Regions from separate parts of the Homo sapiens genome. Here regions 2 and 3 are each linked to region 1. The links are chromatin contacts, found by Hi-C in ENCODE. All regions are on one chromosome and are shown on one strand. Each heading gives the region's core, a stretch centred on a gene start or an enhancer-like site at or near the end of the contact. The rest is flanking DNA. Distances are from core to core; before and after follow the strand shown.

Region 1 (2,748 bases), core at 98-2,597:
ATCTATTGCAATTAAAATTGTGTGAGCAATTTGAAAGAAAAGAAAAAAAGAAACATCCCTTTCATCTTTCAGAGTGTATTTCCTTATGTGTCAAACTGGAATATTTCTATCTGTGGCCAGTTCCCCGGGATGCTGCTAGAAACACGTGAGACAGCGCGTTCATTTGCTCTACAAAAAGCGAATGAAGGCGCAGTTACCAGGCCAGTCAACCCAGGCTGTTTAAGGTCAACTACTGGGGGACTTCCACGTCACCTCGATATATACGTAACGCGTGTGTGCCGTAACCCGTGAACTATGGAATCCCTAACCGCGAATCACGTGGCTGCTGCCCCGCGGACGCCCTAGACGACGTGAGGGAAGGCGGTGCCGGGCGGGGCCTGTGCCAGGCTGGCGGGCCGCCGCAGACAGAGCTACCCGGAGCAACCGTTCAGGGGTGAGGCCGGAAGTCCCATCCGACCTCGCGGGCAGCCAGCGCTAGGCCGATTCGAACTCGACCTTGTTTTGGCGTTGCTAGGAGACGCGGCTCCTGCGCGCCCCCTACAGGCCGGCGCCCGGGCGGCGCGCGGGCAGGGGGCGGGGACTGTCGCGTGGAGCTGCCGGGCGAGCACCGTTAGGGCAGCCTGGCGCGCGGCGCCCGCCAGGCGCCCAGTCCTCTGCCATCGCCCACGCCTCCCTGGTGCCAGGGAACAGGTATCAGCGCGCCTCCCCAGCGGCTGGGAGAGACGCTGAATGAAGAAGAGGGAAGGACGGTTAGTCAGGTGAGCCGCGGCGGGGTGGGCGGCCGGGGCGGCCACGCCCTGCCGAGGGAGAAGAGCCGGTCGTGTGCGGAGGGACAGGGTGAAGGGATCCCACTTCGGGGAGGATGGGCTTATCCCGGCGGGCGCGCCAGGTGGGATCTCTAGCGCCTCAGGGGCCCGCGCGGCAACAGCCGGCACCCTCGGGCCCGCGGACAAAGGGTTAACGCGTTGGCAGTGACTGCGGGCCCCGGATGTGAGAGCCTTGGCTTGACGCCCTGGCTGCGCTGCAGGTGCGCCGGGCCGAACGGAGCCGGCAGCCTGGCGGCGACCTGACCGCCCGAGGCTCCCCTTCACCTGCAGCGGCTGCTCGGCTCCCTCTGGGAACGCCGCCTTTTCTAACTTAAGGGCAACAGGTGGTGCCGGTGGACCGAGAGAGAGCTCAGCTCCGCCGCGCTGGGAGCGGCAGTTACCCTCACCAATTAGGGAGCGGGGGCGGGAGTTGCATGGCTTCCCTGATGCGGGTGACCAATGGGATTTGGGATCATGAGTGGACCGGGAGGAGTGGGCGTGGTCGGAGTCTGAGTCCAAGGTTTCTCGTGCGGCAACTGCCAGAGCTGCTTGGAGAGCTAAGCTGGAAGGGTGCTTATCCCTGCGTAGAAACGCCTGCCAATGCTTTCTCATTTGGACCCAGACTCCAGATCGGGAGGTGAGAACGTTGTTATTTTGCAAGGGGTAGGAGGTAATAGTGATCTTGGGTATGCTGTTAAGCATGTGGAATTAGATTCCGAAGATAGGACTATCTGCTATGAGTTTTCTGCCAGATAGGCACTTTGTGGTTACGGCCACTTAGACCAGATACTGGTGACTGGGTTCTTTCCAGAATGAGGTCTTTGAGGTTTGGGGACCCAGGAGAAAAACGTACATATTACTGCAATTTAAGTAAACCAGATAATTTCAATCACTGTTATTCCATCGTTTGTCTTGGACTGTGTGTGTTTTCATGTACGTTTCATATCTCGTCTGGTTTGTTTAGCGCAGCAAGTTATAGTAAGTTCTTCGTGTTGTTTATTTTAGCAAAGTAGAGCAAACCTGTTTTAATGTATTATTTCGGGAGAATAACTTATTCCTTCTTCCGTCTCCCAGCAGTCTTATAGCTGGATCAGCTACCAAGAGAAGTTGTAAACCAAGAAGAGAAAAGCATTTCAATTTGGGACATTTATTTGCACCTGGAAATGGGGAATGGGCTGTCAGACCAGACTTCTATCCTGTCCAACCTGCCTTCATTTCAGTCTTTCCACATTGTTATTCTGGGTTTGGACTGTGCTGGAAAGACAACTGTCTTATACAGGCTGCAGTTCAATGAATTTGTAAATACCGTACCTACCAAAGGATTTAACACTGAGAAAATTAAGGTAACCTTGGGAAATTCTAAAACAGTCACTTTTCACTTCTGGGATGTAGGTGGTCAGGAGAAATTAAGGCCACTGTGGAAGTCATATACCAGATGCACAGATGGCATTGTATTTGTTGTGGACTCTGTTGATGTCGAAAGGATGGAAGAAGCCAAAACTGAACTTCACAAAATAACTAGGATATCAGAAAATCAGGGAGTCCCTGTACTTATAGTTGCTAACAAACAAGATTTGAGGAACTCATTGTCACTTTCAGAAATTGAGAAATTGTTAGCAATGGGTGAACTGAGCTCATCAACTCCTTGGCATTTGCAGCCTACCTGTGCAATCATAGGAGATGGCCTAAAGGAAGGACTTGAGAAACTACATGATATGATCATTAAAAGAAGAAAAATGTTGCGGCAACAGAAAAAGAAAAGATGAATATCAATACCTATTATATCTGTGTGGAGTAGGTTTTCTCTGGTCTGATTTTGACAAATAGAAGAGTGTCTACAGCGTGGTTTGCCTGTCTGCCCTCCTGGATGCTATTAAAGCTTTGTTTTGTTGAACAATCAGATGCCCAACTCTGTTGCCTTGTGGAAGATGAGTAAATGCAG
Region 2 (2,748 bases), core at 179-2,678, 4.7 Mb before region 1:
TTATGTACCCCACAGCTTTGAGCTGCCAGGTACTATAGCAGAGTGCTTCCTCAGACTCTTGAGCCAGTCTGTCTGGGTGAAATTTTTAGCTCCCCATATACTAACTATGTGATCTCAGGCAAGACAGCTTATTTATGCCACAACTGAGACCACAGTAAGGATAATAATAGTATCTACCTTGTGGATTATATGAGGACTGAATGAATTAACACACATAATGTTCTTAGAATAGCGGCTGGCACATGGTGAATAAATGTTAGCTCTTATTATAATATGTGGTAAACTGAGGAACTATCACTAGTTTTACTTGGATGAAGTACTGCATGAAATTTTTGTATTTTTATTGAGTTTCATCAATTTTTTTACTGAACCTAGTATGCTTTCTCGTCTGAACACACAAGGAAGAAAAGAAGGATGGCTCCTGTACGTGAAAGTGACCCCTGCATATAGTGCCTGAAATCAGAGGAAGCTTGTCAGTGTGGGCAGACACCACGAGCAGACCAATTTGACATTGTGCTTCTCTTTTAACCTCTTGAAAATTAATGAAAGTTATCTGATGAAGATCCTTACATTAATTGCTCCCGATTAAGGTTTAAAACCTTGGTTTACTGTGGGGTAAATTTATGTTTTTGATAGTCATCCAAAATCTTTGTACGCTTTCAGTTTCATTACAGAATAAAAAACAAATTTACCACAATGGATTATTACATTACATCTGGTATTTATTCCTCCCAAGAAGCTATCTGCTTCGGAAAAGCCAGGGGCGCCCTTCATTAATATATCTAACTGATGGTGTAATGACATAAAATTCCTTGTTGACCCCTGCTATTCAGTGTTATTGTCTTGGAACATAGAACTTGATAATCTCTTTTCACTGCATAACTACAAATGTTAGGCTGTAAGAGTATTTTACTTTGTTCAGTGCAGGTTCCAGACATTTCTCCTGATCACCAGAAGTTCTTTTGATTAATAAGGCTACTGGTCACGAAAACTCAGCTTACTAAAAGAGATCCAGTCTTCTGGTTCTAACTAAAACATCCCACCGGATGCAGGTGTACTTGCAAATTAAAGTTTGCCTCATGTGTCCTGTGTCTCAAGTCATACAGACGGCCCAGGAGGGTGGAGCCCCTGCAACCTGCCTAGCGGGGCGTTTGCGTGTCTGGGGGTGTCGGGACACGCGCAGGACACACACAGTCCCACTTTCCTAGTCTCGCACTTACCTCAAGGCTGTCAACTTTTACGCTCCTCCCTGCGCGCACAGCCCCCACCTCACGCTGCCACCCCTCACGCCCCGCCTTCAAAGTAGGAGGCACCATTGTCATTGGACACTGCTTCTCTCACTCCTATTCCAGAACCAATCACTCGAGTTCTAGTGGGGAGCGCCTAAGCCAATGGAAATGCTCGCTGCGGCAGCTGCCGGGTCCTGGGCGCTGGGAGGCGGTGCCGGGGGCGGGGTGCGGCTGGGGCGAATTAGTTGCCATTCGGAGTGAGGAGTGGGTAGAAGCGGCGGCGGCGGCGGCGGCGTTTGCGGTGGCGCGGACTCCGAGGAGCGCCAGCACCTCGAGGCCCTTTCTCTCTACCCTGGTCCCCAGAAGCAGGGGTCCCGGCCCTCCTTGCAGCTGCCGGGTTCTCCCGTGCGTGCAGCCCTGCGAGGGCTGAGGAGAAGGCTGCGAGCGGCCCTCGGGGCTGCGTGATCCGGGCCGTTGCCCTGTCAGCACGATGCCTGGAGCGGTGGCGGCGGCGGCTCCGGGCTCCTTGCGGCCCCGGCCGTGACCGCCACACCGAGCCCAGCCGGGCGGTTGCGGCCGTTGGACGTTTGTTTTCGCAGCCTTCCCCTCCCCCCTCGCCGAGGCGGCGGGGGTGTGCGTTGGGGAGGGGGAGCCCCGAGACTCCTCCCCCACAGCGATACCCCCGCCCCTCCCCCTTACACACTCGCACGCACTATCGCGCCGGCTCCCACACGCTCGCGCGCCTCCCGCCCCGCGCCTCCGTGTCGGCCGGCGGCGTCCAGGGCCCGCAGAGCCACCATGTCCACTGCCTCCTCCTCCTCCTCCTCCAGTTCCTCTCAGACCCCTCATCCCCCGTCGCAGAGGATGAGGCGCAGCGCCGCGGGGTCCCCGCCCGCCGTCGCCGCCGCCGGGAGCGGGAACGGTGCGGGCGGCGGCGGCGGCGTGGGCTGCGCCCCGGCTGCGGGAGCCGGCCGGCTGCTGCAGCCCATCCGCGCCACGGTGCCCTACCAGCTCTTGCGGGGCAGCCAGCACAGTCCCACGCGTCCGCCCGTCGCCGCTGCCGCCGCCTCGCTGGGCAGCCTCCCGGGGCCCGGCGCGGCCCGCGGCCCCAGCCCGTCCAGCCCGACGCCGCCGGCGGCCGCAGCCCCGGCCGAGCAGGCGCCGCGGGCCAAGGGCCGCCCGAGACGGTCCCCAGAGAGCCACCGGAGGAGCAGCTCACCTGAGAGACGGAGCCCCGGCTCGCCCGTGTGCAGAGGTAGCGAGCCCAACCCTCCCGTCCTCCCGGGCTGCGTCTCCCCGACGGTGCCCTCCGTGGAAACTTCAGCCTCTTCGGGCTTCTCTTTGCTAGTGCATTATCGAAGGTGTGAAAGTGGCTTTGGGAATCTCACCCCCCTGCGGTCGCTGTGGGGCTTGGAGGAGCGAACTGAAAAGCGACTTTTATTTGACCCTCATGCCGCCCCTCAGAGTCTCTCTTCCATCACTCGCCTGCTTCGAGAGGTTTTTCAGTTTAAGAGCTGGC
Region 3 (2,748 bases), core at 148-2,647, 4.5 Mb after region 1:
GAATTTTGAGCACACTCTTTTCTACATGGCATTATAAGGCACACATATGCAATGTTTATTTACTATGTTACATTTTCTAGTGATGCATTATTTTAGATTTTTATCTAACAATTATCATAAGGTGCAAAATGGAAGATCTTTAACAAAAAGTTATAAACAACTACCATATGCCAGGGACTGTGTAAAATGCTGGAAATACAATGATGTTTTTTTGGAAATATGAATCTGGATCCCAGGAATTATGCAGTATAAAAAAAGAAAAAATACAGGCACACAGGATGAAACAGACAAAATATAGCATTATAAAGGCAACATCATAAATATGAACAGGAGTAGAGGTCCTACATAAGAACTGCTTTTAAGTCAGTGAAGACTCAAGACAGCAGGCGATATCTGAATTTTGTGTTGAGGATAAATAGGAATCAATCACATAGGAAGAGAGGGAAGACATTTCAGGCTTATTAAAGCCTATGCACCAAGTCACAGAGGTGTGGAAAAATAATACGAATTCAAAGCTACAAGTAACTAACTCTATGATGCTCAAGTACAAAGAAGAACAATGAGATGAGGCCACCAAGTGCTTTGCATCCCATAAGAAGCTTGGATTTTAATGTTCTAAAAAATAGGAGACCTATAATAAATTTTAAGGTAGAAAGAGATGACAAGATCAGACTTGCATTTTAGAAAAATCAGTGTGTATTACACATAATACTTAATACTTTTTAATAGTAAATTTAAATTTATGATCTTATTCAACCATATTGCCTCTTCAAAGAGAAGAAGAGCTATAATGTTATATAAATCTAAGCATAAAAAATATCAGGCATCCCATACCTCTCAGACAAGGCTTTATGTAAGAACAGCTGAGAGCTTCCTTCTGCCCTCATGAAACCATAAAGAGAAAATGTGTTATCTTAACAGGGAAAACTTTCTTTTACATTTTCTAGGAAGACTCACAGCCAAATGAAAACAGTATATTCCTGGAATGCCTTTAACTGTCTTGTCGTACCAGGACTTCTTGCTGAGAGAGTTCCTGCCCCCTGTAAACACAGAACATGCTTGTCTGTGCTTTTAACTTATATCCTGTATATGTCTTCCTGACAACTATCCATACAAGCGGCTTTCATTCCCTGTTTCCAGATGAGAATTGAACTCAATGCACATATTGAAAGGAAAGAAACCTAGGTTTTATATATGGAAATATCCACTCATGATTGGTGCCTTCTTATGGATACTTAATAGTACTGATATTTTTATGTTGCTTGATAAAAGATGATTGTCAAAAGAGATCCACACAGACAGTGGCTATAAGAGTGAAGCTGCACAGGTCCCTTTGTAGCAGTCAGTCTCTCTCCTACTCCCTGTCTCATCTCCTTCCCCTGCCACAAGGACCCAGAGAAGCAGGCAGGCTGGCAGTGTGATGACGGTATCTTACCCTGGCTCTGAGGTTGACACAGATTTCACAGGTCACTTCTATCACTGCAAAAGCACATTGGTCTGGAGTTTATGAAGAACATACAATTTCTGTTGGCATGTTAGGTACATTATATAAAATGCCCCGCATAAAGAAAGCAGTGTAGTTAAAAGCAAATGAAAGATAAAAAGAGTAACAACGTGGTTTCTCAGTATTTCATGGTACCGGTAGATATGACCTTCACAGACAAACCTAAATCTTTCTTATGTAACTGACATTTAGTCCGTTAGCCATTTTTAATAAAAGAGTAGAGAAGTTACTCTACTGCGGCTTTTGCTGGTACTTTTTATAGCCGTCGTGTGGTAGGAAGTAGGCCCCAAGTTCCCTTGGCAACAAGTAGAGTAGAAGCGATACACAGAAAACTGAGTCATCGGTGAATCATCTGAGGATTTCTGTTTCCAATCCTTGGAAATAATTTACCGATTGTTTTTTATTTGTGCAGTGTTTGCTGACTCTGAGTGGACACCTCAGAAACTGTAACATCTTTGGTCAATTTGGTCAATCGTTTAAGAAACATTCTGGATGCTCCAAGTAGACCTTAAGATTGATATCCAAACAAAACAAACCTCTGCTTGCTTTAAGATGACACTCACTCCCCATCTGAGGAGGAACAGATAAGTGAGTCAAGGTATTGGCAATGGGGAAGTCCCCTTTCTACAAAGAAATCTGATGTCCCCAGAAAAATGTTTCATGACATTGTCACATTTAAAATGTTAGTCACAACAAATTTTCAGACACCTAAAAAGAGAACAAATATGGTCTCATACATTTTCTCTCTCTCACTCTGTCTGAGACTTATGTTCATCAGTTACTCAATTCCCCCATTTTTTTTTTTACAAATACATCTCTTATATAATCCCTTTATCTCCACAATTGTTGCTTCTACCTTATATCAAGGTTTACCATTTCATTTATCTAGGCTCAGATTGTCCTTTACTTCATTGCGTGTACAAGGAGAAAGAAAAAACCTCCCCTAAAAATGCTTTTTGGCCAGGTGCGGTAGCTCAAACATGTAATCCCAGCACTTTGGGAGGCTGAGGTGGGTGGATCACCTGAGGTCAGAAGCTTGAGACCAGCATGGCCAACACGGCGAAACCCCATCTGTACTAAAAATGCAAAAATTAGCTGGGTGTAGTGTTGCACTCCTGTAATCCCAGCTACTCAGGAGGCTGAGACAGGAGAATCGCTTGAACCAGGATGTGGAGGTTGCAGTGAGCAGAGATCATGCCACTGCACTCCAGCCAAGGCAACAGAGTAAGACTCAGTCTTCAAAT

What was found. A loop is a pair of places that touch in the nucleus more often than their neighbours do. Pooled maps may share reads with other maps.
Region 2: a loop to region 1 is called in a map of naive thymus-derived CD4-positive, alpha-beta T cell, with 22 times the contacts of the local background. The contact joins the promoter of GLCCI1-DT here to the promoter of ARL4A in region 1. A Hi-C loop is called at or near these places in 2 of 168 maps with a recorded cell type or tissue (CD4-positive, alpha-beta memory T cell and naive thymus-derived CD4-positive, alpha-beta T cell) and 7 of 50 pooled maps.
Region 3: a loop to region 1 is called in a map of CD8-positive, alpha-beta T cell, with 6 times the contacts of the local background. The contact joins the enhancer-like site here to the promoter of ARL4A in region 1. A Hi-C loop is called at or near these places in 2 of 168 maps with a recorded cell type or tissue (CD4-positive, alpha-beta memory T cell and CD8-positive, alpha-beta T cell) and 7 of 50 pooled maps.

Annotation. Positions count from the first base shown.
Region 1 is chr7:12,686,286-12,689,033 of GRCh38, forward strand. It overlaps ARL4A (ARF like GTPase 4A), which reads left to right and starts at 1,348. Exons shown (of 2, transcript NM_005738.5): 1 at 1,348-1,443; 2 at 1,881-2,748. The coding sequence starts at 1,970. The coding sequence ends at 2,572. It also overlaps the pseudogene LOC100505995. RefSeq lists silencers at 383-662, 863-912 and an enhancer at 857-1,393.
Region 2 is chr7:7,967,324-7,970,071 of GRCh38, forward strand. GLCCI1-DT (GLCCI1 divergent transcript) reads right to left here and starts at 1,429. Exons shown (of 5, transcript NR_110018.1): 1 at 1,221-1,429. It overlaps GLCCI1 (glucocorticoid induced 1), which reads left to right and starts at 1,473. Exons shown (of 8, transcript NM_138426.4): 1 at 1,473-2,484. The coding sequence starts at 2,028. RefSeq lists silencers at 1,296-1,445, 1,656-2,055, 2,136-2,195, 2,286-2,365.
Region 3 is chr7:17,232,819-17,235,566 of GRCh38, forward strand. The region is part of intron 6 of LOC101927609 (a long non-coding RNA gene); the gene reads right to left. Among named protein-coding and RNA genes, the nearest start is that of AHR, 64 kb to the right of the region's middle. RefSeq lists enhancers at 1,289-2,488, 1,594-1,643, 1,794-2,053. Within about 2 kb of position 1,398, at least 15 of the 41 ENCODE cell types and tissues checked have a DNase peak (open chromatin) inside an H3K27ac peak, as active enhancers do; they include CD8-positive, alpha-beta T cell, where a contact is called at or near this core.